Linked DNA regions of Homo sapiens: regions 2 and 3 are each linked to region 1. Evidence: chromatin loops called from intact Hi-C (ENCODE). Cell type or tissue: OCI-LY7. All regions are shown on one strand. Region 1 overlaps GSDME (gasdermin E). Region 2 overlaps OSBPL3 (oxysterol binding protein like 3). Region 3 has its middle 36 kb from the start of GSDME.

The links. Hi-C counts contacts between places; a loop is a spot of excess contacts. Peaks named below come from ENCODE experiments on the same cell type or tissue, not always from the same donor. Only the 100,000 strongest peaks of a DNase experiment are listed, where the experiment ranks them.
Region 2: a loop joins it to region 1, with 3 times the contacts of the local background. A loop is called at or near these places in 2 of 110 quality-filtered maps.
Region 3: it touches region 1 in a loop (2.2-fold over the local background); 4 of 110 quality-filtered maps call a loop at or near these places.

The regions. Positions count from the first base shown.
Region 1 is chr7:24,714,120-24,719,119 of GRCh38, reverse strand. It overlaps GSDME (gasdermin E), which reads left to right. Exons shown (of 10, transcript NM_001127453.2): 4 at 1-73; 5 at 1,746-1,866. Among named protein-coding and RNA genes, the nearest start is that of GSDME, 41 kb to the left of the region's middle. RefSeq lists enhancers at 57-246, 367-566, 853-1,440. In OCI-LY7, CTCF peaks have their summits at 2,877 and 3,081 (motif pointing right); DNase peaks (open chromatin) are centred at 509, 1,029, 3,319 and 3,939; H3K4me3 peaks cover 2,741 bases; H3K27ac peaks cover 5,000 bases.
Region 2 is chr7:24,834,335-24,839,334 of GRCh38, reverse strand. It overlaps OSBPL3 (oxysterol binding protein like 3), which reads left to right. Exons shown (of 23, transcript NM_015550.4): 15 at 4,599-4,849. Among named protein-coding and RNA genes, the nearest start is that of GSDME, 79 kb to the right of the region's middle. RefSeq lists an enhancer at 4,751-4,860. In OCI-LY7, no CTCF peak of the experiment used is centred here; DNase peaks (open chromatin) are centred at 1,534, 1,994, 3,044 and 3,424; H3K4me3 peaks cover 2,156 bases; H3K27ac peaks cover 5,000 bases.
Region 3 is chr7:24,791,390-24,796,389 of GRCh38, reverse strand. It overlaps a transcript of GSDME not described here. Among named protein-coding and RNA genes, the nearest start is that of GSDME, 36 kb to the right of the region's middle. RefSeq lists enhancers at 637-1,142, 1,143-1,648. In OCI-LY7, no CTCF peak of the experiment used is centred here; a DNase peak (open chromatin) is centred at 2,169; H3K4me3 peaks cover 371 bases; H3K27ac peaks cover 330 bases.

The DNA.
Region 1 (5,000 bases):
TGTGATCTCTGAGCACATGCAGGTCGAGGAGAAGTGTGGTGGCATCGTGGGCATCCAGACCAAGACGGTGCAGGTGCGTGCAGTCGGGCTGCCCTGCGTTCATGGCTGAGCAGTCCTGGAGACCTTGGTTGGGGGCCTCTTTGGGTGGTGTCTTCATTAGTCAGGACTCTTTCCGTAGCAAGTTAACAGAAACCCAACTCACGTTGTCTTAAATGAGCAAGAGTGTATTGGCTCATGTAGCTGAAACACTTGGGGAAACTGGCTCCAGTCACTGCTGGATCCAGGCCTTGAGGATATATAGGGAGCTGCTTTCCCTGGGTTGATGCCCTCTCAGATGGGCTCTCCCTATGGTGCTGGCAGCTCCAGGCTTGCTCCTGATTTGCTGCAACTCCAGGGGTGAGGGGGGCCTAGGACTGGGTCTCACCAGACCGTCCCGGGATATGTTCATTCCTGAAGCAGGGCAGGGTTGCAGGCACTCGAATGGGCCAGGTGGGCTGGCGTCAGGTGCTCTTCCTGTGGGCGGCAGATGTTTCCCCAAGAAAAATGAACACACAGGCACTGATCAGGCCAAATGCAAAAGAATCCCTAGAGCCTCTCAGAGCTGGGGCTCTCACAGTGATTACTTGGAATTAGCTGCTGCAAATCCTTTGTGGGTTGAGTTAGGGCAGGTAAGATCTAGCTATCTCTACATAGATTCTTCTAGATTAAGTTATTGACAGTCTTACCAAGCTGATCTGTGAGCCAGTACTAAACTTCAATGGACTAGGTGGCCATCAGCCCCAAACTCTTTCTCCTCCAGCTTGCCATGGTGGCTGATATTTTCTTAGAGATTTACTTCTTGGGATGACTTTTGGCTTTTTCTAGAGGAACTCAGAAAGTTGTATTTGGAAGGAGCTGGAGGTAGAGGTCTGGGGCCAGCACTCTTACTGGGTTGGGGCTGGGTAGCAGCGAGGGAGGCGCCGATGGGAGATGGCTCAGGCCGGCCCTGCTGGTGCTCCTGCCACAGTCACTTCCTGCCAAAGTGTTGAAGCCTTTCAGAGTCAGGAGGCCAGCTGCCATTTCTCAACCCAAAGCAACACACTCTGACCAGGATCAAGTTGCTAAGAAAAGTTCTCTGATTGCCAGTGTTTGGCCAACAAATAGATTCTCATCTTCCTCTCACCAGGACATCGTGGGAAGGGGTCCTGTTTGTGAGAGTGTTTAAAGGCAGGAGCTTGGTGCCTGACTTCTTGGCATTTCCTGCCTCTCCTCCCTCCGGCCTCTTCCCACTTCCCTCTCTGTTCCTGGTTTTATCAGCACTGTGCACCATCTACAGGGGTCTGGAGTGATATGCACGGGGTAGGGGGCCCTCTCAGCTAGGTTCTCCCAGTCCAACTTGGCTACTGTTTAAGGTTTTCATTAGGATTTCAGTTGTTTCCATAACCTGTGATGGAGGGAATTGGGAGGTGATCTTACGTATCGTATGATCTTTGCACAGCACTGTAGACCTAACTTCACTGTATCCCACGCTCTATAATCTCGCTTTGATGCCACCAGGTTGGCCGTTTACTTGGGAATTTGTGTACTGATGCCAACAAGGATTGAATCCCCCCATCCCCCATGCTGGCTGGCTCCTCTGTTCCACTCGGTTCTGTGGACATTGCTCAGCATCTCTTATGTATAAGGCACGAGGCTGGCTGCAGTGGGGAACAGAGCAGCTTGGAGAGCCCGAGTGCACAGGTGGGAGTGTGCGCTTTTGCCCACAGGTGTCAGCGACGGAGGATGGGAATGTCACCAAGGACTCCAACGTGGTGCTGGAGATCCCAGCTGCCACCACCATTGCCTACGGTGTCATTGAGTTATACGTGAAACTGGACGGCCAGTTCGGTGAGTGCCACCTCCTATGGGTGCTGAGGGATCCCCAGCAGAGGATCCCTCAGCAGAGGGACTTGACTGCTTTCCAGAGGACTCGACTGCTTTGGAGACTGTGGGAAGAGAGGGAAAGAGGTCTGAAGAGCGTAGATTGTCCCAAGACATGGTCCCTGGACACATGGGCTGCACTGGGGGAGGGGTGTGGTGAGGGATGCCTGGAGCAATGCCACCCTCTCCTCCAACATTGGTGTGGGGCAAAGTTCCACCAGCACAGTAGAGGGCTGGGCTGTGTCCTCTGGGCATCAACCTGGGCTCTGCATCAGACACACTGGGCATCAACCCCGGTGCCATGATGTCCTATGAGGTCTCAGGCAAGTTGCTGAATCTTGCTGAGTCTTGGCTTCCCTGTCTCTGGAAGGTGAAGGGCATTTCTTCACAGGGCTGTGTGAAGATTTAATGAGATGAGGCCTATGAAGCGCCTGGCACAGTGGTCATTTATTAATTCCTCCACCTTTGCTATTAATAGCATTATCATCATTATTGTTACCCCACCTCCTCTCCACAAGTATGAAGCCAGACATGCTGAACTTGACTTTCCTCTGCTGATCACGAGTGTGTTCAAAGCGCAGAGACCCAGCTGTTGTCACGGAAGAAAATCCAAGCTTTGGTTCAGCGTGTCTGCTCACTTTAGGTGTTCACAGCCCCTTCCCTCCTCATGTTCCCAATGAGAAGAGGTTGTGTTCACTCATGAAAGCTGTGTGACCGCTCCTTAGGGACATGAGTGGGTAAATGTAACATAATAAATTGTGAAGTTTTTTAGGTGTGACAATGGTATTATAGTTATATTTATAAAAATGAGTCATCCTATCTTTGAGAGATGTACACTGAAACATTCACGGATGAAATGGTAATATGTCTGTGGTTTGATTCAAAAATAATATGAGTGGAGCATAAAGGGTGTGAGCATGGGCAGCTGCCGAGGGAAGGAGGCTTGGCTGAGAGGGGACAGTGGCTGAAGCTGGCTGATGGGCACACGCTGGTTCACGCTCCTCCTCTCTATTCCTGTGCAGTTTGACATTTTCTGTAACAGCAGTTTTTAAAAGGGCCGTGATAGACCACGCACATGCCTGCTGCTGCCTCCTGCTTCTCCCCCATTTGTGGAAGGCGGGTGGGGGGCAGTCTCCCGTGAGACAGCTCCTGCCCTCGCTAAGCCCACATGAGTCACTACGCCATTCAGCAGCCACTAGAGGGACTCAAACAGAATGCTCAGTGTCCTCGTGTGCTGCTGTCCACAAGCTGAAGGGTGTTGAGGATCCCTAGGAGAAACAGGCGAGGCACAGAAGGAGTGCACAGAGTCTCCCTCTCTCATTCTGCAAATGAAGAAGCCTGCATTTTAGGGCGGTGAAATGATTTATCTGAGGTGACAGAAAGAGAAAGTGTCAGTTTGAAGCAGTTGGTCAAAGAGGTCTGTCAGGGACCAAGAAATGCTGAGAATACCAGGTGTTGTGGCTTCCTTGAGGCCCGTAGTTCCAAATTTGTGTCCTCTGGGGCGTTTTCGTTATTATTGTCATCTTTCTCTTTGAAAAGACTTGTCTTCCAAAAAAAGTGCATCATGAAGAGGATCAAATTGTTCTTCTAGTCTCTGTTATCTGTATGTGGTAAGTAGGGTCACCATCTGCACTTTTGGGTTTCTAGCCCCCCTATGTCTGCCTTGGTGGTCCTGTCCAGTCTTACTGATGGCCAGTGGTGAATGTGTCACTCCCCCGCAGCTTACTGAGGTATGATTGACACACAGAAACTGTATGTTCAAGATGTACAAGTGATGATTCAATAGACATAGACATTGTGACGGGATAACTACTGAGTCAAGCTAATGAACACATCCATCACCCAGCATGGTTACCCTCTGCATGTGTGTGGTGAGGACACTTACTGTCCACCCTCTCAGCAAGTCTCAAGTAAACACTGCAGTACTATTAGCTATAATCACCATGCTAGATCCCCAGAACTTACCAGCTTACAACTGGAGGTTTGCATGCTTTGACAACATCTCCCCATTTCTCCCAGCACCTGGCAACCACCAGTCTACCCCCTGCTTCTGTGAGTTCAGCTTTTTTCAGTTCCATGTATAAGGAAGACCATGTGATATGCATCTTTTTGTGCCTGGGTCATTTCATTTAGCATCCTGTCCTCTGGGTTCATCGAGGTTGGCACAAATGGGAGACTTTCCTTCTTCTTCATGGCCAAAAAGTATTCCATTGTGTAAATACATCAATTTTCTTTATCTATTTGTCCATCAACAGACAGTTACATTATTTCCGTATCTTGGCTGTAGTGAAGGATGCGTCACTTCTGTAACGCTTTCTGAAATCTTGGCATGCACCTGAGGATGCCCAGGAGTGCTCTGCGGACCCTTCGGTGGCGGGGACCCAGGCCTGGGCTGCCACTCTAGGTGGTGGTCCCCATGCGAGCTTCCTCCTGTTTGTCCCAGGAGGTGACCAGACCCTGCCCTGACGCAGCTCTGTGGAGGTAGCCTCTCTTTCTCAGATGGGGTTTGAAAGACACACAGCCTTGTTCTGGCAGGGCTCTCCTGTTTGCATTTCAATTTCAAGGCTTTTATCTTTTCCAGCTTCCACTGTCTTTGAAAATAAACTCCTCTTTGTGCTGCTGAGAAGAGGTACCCTGGGGATATCTCGGCCTTCCCTTGGCTCGTTCTGGATCCTGGCCTAGGAGGCAGCTCCGTGGCTCCTTCCTATGGTGGCTTGGTGGTCAGGTCATCGTTCTGGGTGATTCACTGCCTGATTTTAAACCAGTTCTGCTATTTCTTTTCTTTTTTTTGCCCATCCGTTTTCTGTTGCTCTTGCTACAGAATGTTCTGGTATAGCTTCATAGACATAAACCTGCAGTGGTTGGAAGGGCCCTTGAGAAGACATGCCTGCTCTCTCTCCCTACCTTCCTGGTGGGATTGCATTTGACAGAGATCCTGGTCGTCCTTTGAAACCTCGAAGGGAGGCAGACTCCATCTGTATCCCGGCCAGGTGCTTCAGCCATGCCAGCTGCAATGAGACCCTTTCCTTCACCCACAGCTCCCCTCTCAGGAGACACTTATGCCCAATCAGAAACACCCTTTCATTCTCTTGACCTTCTGC
Region 2 (5,000 bases), 120 kb before region 1:
TAGGAAGGTGCCCTTAAAAAGAATCTGCCCACCTGAACAGTTCTCTGCATGGGTCCTCGTAGCATCAAGCACTTATCAGTCTTGGTACTCAGTCTGCCTTGGAGTCTCTAGGTTTGTCTGCACTATGCATTGGATACTCAAAGCACCACCTATTTTCATATCTTCACAAAGGAGAGGGACCATGCCAGGCACCTTTTTGATATTTCAATGTTCCTCAGCTCAGTGTGTATGTGTGAACGGATGAATTGTTATCTGAATGGTTAAGAGCCACCTTTTGGGGGACCGCAGTATAGGGGAAGAAAGCAGGTAATTTTACCATGCTTTGGAAGAGTATCCTTTCAGTATCACACCTGCTAGAAGTAAGATGCTCATCGTGGTTGGTATTTTGTTTGAAATGTTTCTTGGGAGATGAACCCCTTAGTGGAAAGGTCTAAGAACCAGTGGGTTTGAAGAAGAAGGCCAAAAACACTGGAGCAAGTTTGTGTGCTGCTTATTTTTCTAGAAAAACAAGGAGGCAAGTTGAAAGAGAAATGAAGAAACATCACTCCCTTGGCAAACAGCATGCACACTAAAGTGGTGCTCCCACTGTAGATGAGGAGGATTGACAAATGTGGAAGTCCTCCATTTCTTTGAGTCTATGGAGAGGGAGCCATAGGAAGCACAAAGTTAATGGAATGTTCAGAGGTCAAAGGTCAAGAGAGGACATGGTTCAGAACCTAAGTCCACAGCTGTGCTGTGTTGACACCAGCCAGGAAAAGCTTAGAGGTTAGAGCTGGTTCTGTCGTAGTTTACATTCATGTTGCGAGAATGCTAACTAACATTGCCCTTTTTTGTGTATGAAGACAGGGTCTCACTCTGTCGCCCAGGCTGGAGTGCAGTGGTGCGATCTCGGTTTACTGCAACCTCTGTCTCCTGGGTTCAAGCAATTCTCATGCCTCAGCCTCCCGAGTAGCTAGGATTACAGGCACGCACCATCATGCCCAGCTAATTTTTTGTATTTTAATAGAAACAGGGTTTCACCATGTTGGCCAGGCTGGTCTTGAACTCCTGGCCTCAAGTAATCTGCCCGCCTCAGCCTCCGAAATTGCTGGGATTATAGGCATGAGCCACCTTGCCTGGTCTACATTGCCTTTCTTGAACAAACACTGGGCAAAACCCAGTTTTCTTCTTTGTCAGTGTTTGAATACTAGAAATGTGTGTCCCCTAGTTCTTTACAGACATTCCCAGGGGTTGGGGGAGATTATATTTCTAAGCATCAATACTCTACTGAAAAGATTGGATACAGAAATAACCTTTACATTTCATATCATCATTTTGCCTGTGTTAGGACCAAGATCTTGCTACACTGTTATTCTTTGAGTTTATAGTAAACATGAGGTTTTTAGAGTGTTTCCTATTAATTTCTTCCCCACAGTGTTGCTGGGCACATATTAGGACCTGTCTCTATGCTGGGTACTTTGGGGAAGTTAAGTGTTTAAGAATACAGATTAAGGGACCAGACTTCCTTGGTTAGCCCCAGCTCTGCCACTCAGTGGTTGTGTGTTCTGGGACCAGATACTTACTTCCTCTATGCCTCATTTTCTTCATCTGTGAAATGGGGATAATAATACTGTTTACCACAAGTGGTAGTTACATAGGATAAGTAGGAATAATGCATGTGAAATGCTTAGAAGACTGCCTGTCACAGAATAAAATGCAAGATATGTGTTAGCTGTTAGTAGTATTGGTGGTGATGATGGCGGTGGAGTAGCATGCTTTCAAAATTCAGATTAGTGTAATCAAAGAAAATTTTTTGAGACTACATGAAAAATTGTTTTCAAAAATGACTACAGGCAAGGCACAGTGGCTCACACCTATAATCCCAACACTTTGGGAGGCTGAGGCAGGAGGATTGCTTTAGGCCAAGAGTTTGAGACCAGCCTGCGCAACATAGCAAGATCCTGTCTCTAAAAAAGATACAAAAACTAGCCAGGCGTGGTGTAGCATGTCTGTAGTCTGAGCTACTCAGGAGACTGAGGTGGAACAATTGTTTAGGCCCGGGAGTTCGAGGTTACAGTGAGCTATGATCATACCACCGCACTCCAGCCTGAGTGACCCTGTTGAGAAAGACCCTATCTCAATATTTAATTAATTAATTTTAAAACTGCCATTTGCAGCTACTTACCTATGTTGTATTTACCCATATTAAGCAACTAAAACAGGCTGGGCGTGGTGGCTCACGCCTGTAATCCCAGGACTTTGGGAGGCTGAGGTGGGTGGATCACTTGAGCTCAGGAATTTGAGATCAGCCTTGGCAACATAGTAAAATCTCATCTCTACAAAAATACAAAAAATTAGCCAGGCATGTTGGTGTGCATCTGTGGTCCCAGCTACTTGGGAGGCTGAGGCAGGAAGATTGCTTGAGCCGGTGAGGCAGAGGCTGCAGTGACTCCAGATTATGCCACTGTACTCCAGCCTGGGCAACAGACCAAGACTCTGTCTCAAAAAAAATTAATTTTAAAAAAGCAAAACAAATTCAGAAGTTAATTGGATGATTAGATTAACATGAGATGCACAGTGTGGCCCTGTTTTCATGTGTTTCTGTTCATCAGAGCAGCCCCTTTATTCAGTGATTGGCTTTATAATAAGTAAATGTTAAATATATATGTTTAATAAAATATATATCAACAAAGTATGTTTATTGATATATAAATAAAAATAATATGCAAGAGATTTCATTTGAAAACAGGCACAATGGAGGATAGGAATTTCAGAGCATGAAACGAAGGAAAAGATTGATAGATTGGCATACCTAAAATATGTTTCATTCATCAAAATACTCCATGGGCCAAATTTAAAGGTAAATACCAAGTGGGGATTGAATTGTAAAACAAATATAAAACAAGAGAGTATGGTGTTAATACATAAATAGGAAGGCAGACAATTCAGCAAAGAAGAAGTGCTCATGAAAGCACTCCAAACCACACAGGAAATCTTTTAAATGTAAGCTAGAACAAGGTGGTTACACTGTCCACCTGACAATTTGACAGAAATTAAAAATGAAAATGACAAGCCTGAAGAGGCCTCAGGAGATGGATGTTCACATCTGCTGCCGATAAATGGGGAAGTTGGGGGCAGCCTTTTTGAAAAGCAGTCTGATCATGTGAATCAGAAGTCTAACAACATTCAGAGTTGTTGACATAGTAATCCCGCTTCTTCATATCCTAAGAAAATAAAGATATAGGCAAAAAATATTTTACAGTCTTTAAAAATGATTTATTAAACTCTTAGGTTCAGGGGTACATGTGCAGGTTTGTTCTATAGGTAAATTGCATGTCACGGTGGTTGCTGTACAGATTATTTCATCACCAAGGTAATAAGCATAGCACCAAATAGGTAGGTTTTTGATCCTCACCCACTACCCACCCTCCACCCACTCTCCACATTCCAGTAGGCCCTGGTGTCTATGGTTCCCTTCTTTATGTTCATGTGAACTAACGTTTAGTACCCCTTTACAAGTGAGAACATGCATTTGGTTTTCTCTTCCTGTGTTAGTTTGCTTAGTTAACGGCCTCCAGCTCCATCTATGTTGCTGCAAAGGCTATGATCCCATTCTTTTTTATGGCTGCACAGTATTCCATGGTGTATATGTACCACATTTTCTTTATCTAGTCTACTGTTGATGGGCATTTAAATTGATTCCATGTCTTTGCTGTTGGGAATAGTGCTGTGATAAACATACACGTGCATGCGTCTTTATGGTAGAACAATATATATTCCTTTGGGTATATAGTCAGTAATGGGATTGCTGAGTTGAGTGGCAGTTCTGTTTTAAGTTCTTTGAGAAATTGCCAAACTGCTTTCCACAATGGCTGAGCTAATTACATTCCCGCCAGTAGTGTATAAGTATTCCCTTTTCTCTGCAGCCTCACCAGCATGTTATTTTTTGACTTTTTAGTAATTGCTATTCTGATTGGTATGAGATGATATCTCATTGTGGTTTTGATTTGCATTTCTCTAATGATTAGTGATATTGAGCAAAAACTGATGTTTTAGAAAAATTTTAAATAATATGGAAAAATACTCTGTTAGCTGAACAAGCAGAATATAAAATACGTATACAGTATGAACAACACAAATGGAGAAAACACGAAATGAAGATACTCTAATATATAAATGGCTGCTATTTTGGGGTGGTGGAGCAATGAAAAGACCATTATTTCCTTTATAGTTTTCCTGTAATAAACACAATTGTTTTACCAGAATTTAAAGTGATTTTTTAAAAAGTTTACAAGTTTTTATAAACAATAAGCAACTATAGGCATAGAAATCCAATTTCCAGTTTTATTCTAAGTGTGTATGAGCTATGAGGAACTAGGTTTTGAGGAGCAATTCAAGGTCTTCCCTGTGAATAAAGTCGATGGGTTTTAGTGTGTGTCATTTTTGGTATTTAATTGCTCAGAATTCTTTTGCCGGTTTTCTGACTTCAGCCATACTCTGAACAACTGAGTTTAATAGTAACATTGACTACTTGCTACGTAAGGTTTTATTCGTGGATTAAAAATAATAGAATAAAATGAAAAGCTTTATAGAGACAACCAGGCCTCTTTCCCTTTCAGGGCCTGTCCTTGATAGTGGTCGGGAAGCGAAGTCCCGGAGAAGAACGTGCCTGCCGGCGCCCTGCCCGAGCAGCAGTAACATCAGCCTGTGGAACATCCTGAGGAACAACATCGGGAAGGACCTGTCCAAGGTGGCCATGCCGGTGGAGCTGAACGAGCCCCTGAACACGCTGCAGAGGCTCTGCGAGGAGCTGGAGTACAGCGAGCTCCTGGACAAGGCCGCGCAGATTCCCAGCCCCCTGGAAAGGATGGTGAGGAGTCAGCCTTCCCTTGCCACTGTCCAGCCTCGGTCCCCAAGCCACGAGGCCATTCACGGGGCCCATCAGAGAGACAGCCCCTGTTCCCTCCGGTTTCATTTTGATTGTTCCGTAAACAGGTTCATTACTCAGAGCTGTCTGGCTT
Region 3 (5,000 bases), 77 kb before region 1:
CACAAAACACTTGGAAACCATCGAGTCACCATACCTTTTCCCCTAACATTTCCAAGGCACGCCACAATTGTAGAACCCCCTCAGCCCTTGGAAGAGAGAACTGAGGCAACTGGAGCCCCAGACAGGACACCTCCAGCCCCAGGAGCCCCTCTGTCGATTCCAGTGTGCTATGAAAATATTACGGTTGATTCTTGAACAACACAGGGGCTAGGGGTGCCAATGCCCCATGCAGTTAAAATCCACACAGAATTTTTGACTCCCCCAGATCTTACCTACTAATAGCCCACTGTTGACCAGAAGCCTTCCCAACAACACAGATAATTAACACATCTGTTGTATCATATATGTAATATAGACTGTATTCTTATAATAAACCTAGAGAAAAGCAAATGTTACGAAGAAAAACATTAGGAAGAGAAAATACATATACTGTTATTAAGTGGAAGTGGGTCACAATAAAGGTCTTTGTCTTCATCGTCTTCACGTTAAGCAGGCTGAGGAGAAGGAAGAGGAGGGGTCGCTCTTGTTATTTCGGGGTGGCACAGGCAGGAGGAAATCTGAGTATAATTGAACCCACACAGCTCAAATCTGTGTTGTTCATAAGGGAGGAGACCACCCCTCGTATTGTCTTATGCCCAATTTCTGCCTCCAAAGGAAGAAGTAAAAACTAAAAGGCAGAAATGAAATCCACAGGCAGATAGCCGGGGGCATACCCTGGGCCTGGTAGTTAAAGATCAACCCCTGACCTAACTGCTTGTGTTATCTATAGATTCCAGACATTGTACGGGAAAGCATTGTGAAAATCCCTGTCCTGTTATGTTCCGTTCTGATACCGGTGCATGCAGCCCCCAGTCACGTACCCCTGCTTGCTCAATGGGTCACAACCCTCTCACGCAGACCCCCTTAGTTGTAAAGGGACAGGAATTGTTCACTCGGGGAGCTCGGTTTTGTAAGTCTGCCGATGCTCCTGGCAGAATAAAGCCCTTTCCTTCCTCAACTCGGTGTCTGAGGGGTTTTGTCTGCAGCTAGTCCTGCTACATTTCTTGGTTCCCTGACCTGGAAGCGAGGTGATTACCGGGCGGTGGAGGCAACTGCTTAGGAGGCTTAGGCCTGCCTTGTGGAACATCCCTGCGGGGGACTCCTGCCGGCTTTAGTGAATCCTGAGAGTGCTTTCAGCTGGGTAATTGCCCTGGTGGAACGCCTCGCCAGAGCAGCGCACGGTAGGCCCCCGCGGAGGATTAACGCAGCGGCTGAACAGCGGGAAGGAATCGGCGCTTGGAGTCCAGACATCTGGAACACGGTAAGACTGGTCTTGGAACTTGCCCACTCCATCTGAGTGGAAGCGTGGCCTGATCACCCACGGCATGCCTTTATTGGCACCTTGGTTTTGGTTTTGATTTTGACTGGATTTGCACTGTTTTGGTTTAGATTTCGGTATTGACTTCTGGATTTGAACTGTTTTGGCTTTGATTTCGGTTCTGACTTGGCTCAAATTGCTTGATGAATGAGTAACTCCTTATCCATACTTTGGTTTTAGTGTGAATTGCTGGGGGAGTGAGTGACTTTTTGCCCCTTTTTGCCTTCCCTCTTTGTGGTAAGAGTGTTGTTTTGTCTCCTGAGAGAGGAGAATGGGTAAAACACAAAGTAAGCCTACCCCATTAGGAACTATGTTAAAGAATTTCAAGAAAGGATTCAGTGGGGTCTATGGAATCGCTATGACACCTGGAAAGTTTAAGGCTCTGTGTGAGATAGATTGGCGGGCATTAGAGGTGGGATGGCCATCAGAAAGAAGCCTAGACAGGTCTCTAGTTTCAAAGGTATGGCACAAAGTAACTGGTAAATCAGGACACCCAGATCAGTTTCCATACATAGATACGTGGTTGCAGCTGGTTTTAGACCCCCCACGGTGGTTAAGAAGACAGGCAGCAGTAGTACTAGTGACAAAGGGACAGATAGCCAAGGAAGAAAGAGTAGCTCTACTCCCGCCGGTCTCTCCCCTAGGGGAAGAGGAAGGAGACAGGAGAACAGCAGCATAAGCGGCTGGCAGAGGCAAGGAAAGACCAGCAGAGAGAAAAGGGAGAGAGAGAGAGGAGAGAAAGAGAGAGAGAGGAAAGAGAGAGAGAGAAGAAAAGAGGCAAAGAGAGAAAGCAAGAGAGACAGGAAGAGACAAAGAGGAAGTCAAAGAGAAAGAGGCAGAGAGAGAGAGGAAGAGACAGAGACAGAAGGAAGTCAAAGAGAGAAAGAGAGAGATATACAAGTAGTTAAGAAAAAAACAGTGTACACTATTCCTTTAAAAGCCAAGGTAAATTTAGAACCTATAATTGATAATTAAAGGTCTTCTCCGTGATCATATAACACTCCAATACCACTTTGTTGTCAGTGTAAACAAGGGCGTAGCCCGAAAGCACTGAGACCACTGACAACCCGTAGCCTTCCTATCAAAATTCCTTAACCCAGTAACCCGTGGATGGCCCAAATACATTCAATCTGTAGTGGCAACAGCTTTGCTAACAGAAAAAAAGTAGAAAAATAACTTTTAAAGGAAACCTCACTGTGAGCACACCTCACCAGTTCAGAACTATCCTAAGTTAAAAAAAAAAAAAAAGAAAAGGGGGGTAGAATTTATGTAAAAAGAACGTTATATATTACATTCTTGTCCTAAAATAAATTAACTGGTTGTTTAAAGAAAGGGATGTTTGCAATAAGTCAGAAAGTTGAGACATGTTGAAGAATTGTCTGTGAAAGTCGTGAAACAAGAAAAAAAATGTGTGTTATAAAAAAGGAATTTATGCAAGAAATGTTGTATAATTTAAAAGTAATTAGGCCTCCTGAATGTAAAACTGTTGAAGGAACAGTTTATATGCAAAGTGTGTAAGAAAAGTAAAATATATTTTTAGTAAAAGGATTATAAGGAGGCATAAAAATGTAGATTTTTACCTACATTAAAAGGTTTTTAAAAATTTTGTTTTGAAGATTTAAGCAAGTTTTAAAATGTTAACTGTAAAGAAAATTCTGTGTATAAACATATTAGCTAAAGTTAAAGGGGTATCATCCAGTTTTTCTGTGAACTGGACATTAAAGTAAAAACACCACGGGTTTTTCTTAAAGCACTAACCTGCTCTTTTACAAAAATTATAAAAGGTTGAAGAGAGTCTATAAAAAATCTTACCTTATGGTCAGACATTAAAAATTGAATAAATATGTCTACAAAGTTTTATTAAAACTAAGTGTAACATTAATAACACACTAATATAAAGGTGAAATTTAGCTTATCTGGTATAAAAGTGATACAGGAAGCATTGTCAAATATAAAATGGTGTTTGGCTTTCTTTGGTCTAAAAACTAATAAAAATAGGTGCAAAAGGAAATTTCTCAGTAAGAAGGCACCAAGGTACTATAAAATCTGCTGCTGATGTCCCACATTTAAAACAAAAGGTCAGTTTCTTAGAAATTATATACTTGGTTTATCTTCCACTTTCCTTTCCCTCAAAACTAAAAGTCTTTTAGCACATGTACTACCCTTAGAATTTCTGGTAAACCAGCACCAGCCTGAAAATTACGTTCTTATCAAAGGGTGGAAAAAAGAAAAACTTGAGCCAGCCTGGGAAGGACCCTACCTTGCGCTGCTAACCACCGAGACTGCTGTTTGTACAGCAAAAAAGGGATGGACTCATCACACCCGAGTCAAGAAAGCACCACCTGCTCCAGAGTTGTGGGCCATAGTCCCAGGGGAAAACCCTACCAAACTAAAGCTAAGAAAAATTTAACTCTTTCATCTATTCTATTACTCTTTCTTCTTTCCTGGCTCTATTGCTGACCATCTAGTTATTAACATAACCAAGTCAATTTCGCCTCAAACTTGCATTTAATGCTTGCCTTGTTATACCTTGTGGGGACTTGCCAAGTCAAAGACAGACCTCTACTTCAGAAAAGTACCTCTCTCCCTCCTGACTCTTCTCAGACTAGGCATTAGTAAATTAGGACCATTTTATCTGAGGAGATTTCGACAAAGACCCCAGTGTTAACCAGGAGTCTTGCCCCCCAATATACAGCTTTTATGCCATAATTGGTCCAACGTTCTGTGGACCATTAAAGAGCAAGGATGGACTGCCCCAACCAGTTTTTGTAATTTCCTGAAACCATACATTCATTTTATTAGAGGATCATAGAAGTTAAAGGCTTAAAACAAACTTTGACAATTAAGACAGGATACCAAGATGCAAATGTCTGGTTGGAATGAATCAAATATACCGTTGGCATGTTAAACAAAAGCAATTGTTATGCTTGTGCACATGGCAGGCCAGAGGCCCAGATTGTCCCCTTTCCACTAAGGTAGTCCTCCAGTCGACCAGGCATGGACTTCATGGTAGCTCTTTTCCAGGATTCTACAGCCTGGAGTAATAGGTTGTGCCAAGCTGTCTCTGCTATATCCCAAAGTCCAGCACCCTGTGGGTCAGCCCCCGAGGGCCATCCAGCTTCCTTCTCCCAACACTAAGTTCACTTCGTGTCTCTCACGACAGCAAGGAAACTTAGCATTCCCTGGAGACCTGAAGGGATGCAGTGAGCTTAAGAATTTTCAAGAGTTTATCAATAAGTCAGCCCTTGTTCATCCCCGAGAGGATGTCTGGTGGTATTGTGGCGGACCTTTACTGGACACTCTGCCGAATAACTGGAGTGGCACTTGTGCTTTAGTCCAATTGGCTATCTCTTTCACCCTGGCATTTCATCAACCAGAATGAGGGCAGGTGATAGAAGAAGATGGATCCGGTTATCAGATGGAAGAATAGCCATGCCACAACTGCTAGGAGCTGCAGTCGTACTGGCTGTGCATGAGACCACCCACCTAGGCCAAGAGTCACTTGAAAAGTTGTTAGGCCAGTACTTCTACATCTTGCATCTGTCAGCCCTTGCCAAAACAGTGGCACAGCAGTGTGTCACCTCCTAGCAGCACAATGCTAGGCAAGGTCTAACTGTCCTGCCTGGCATACAGGCTTATGGAG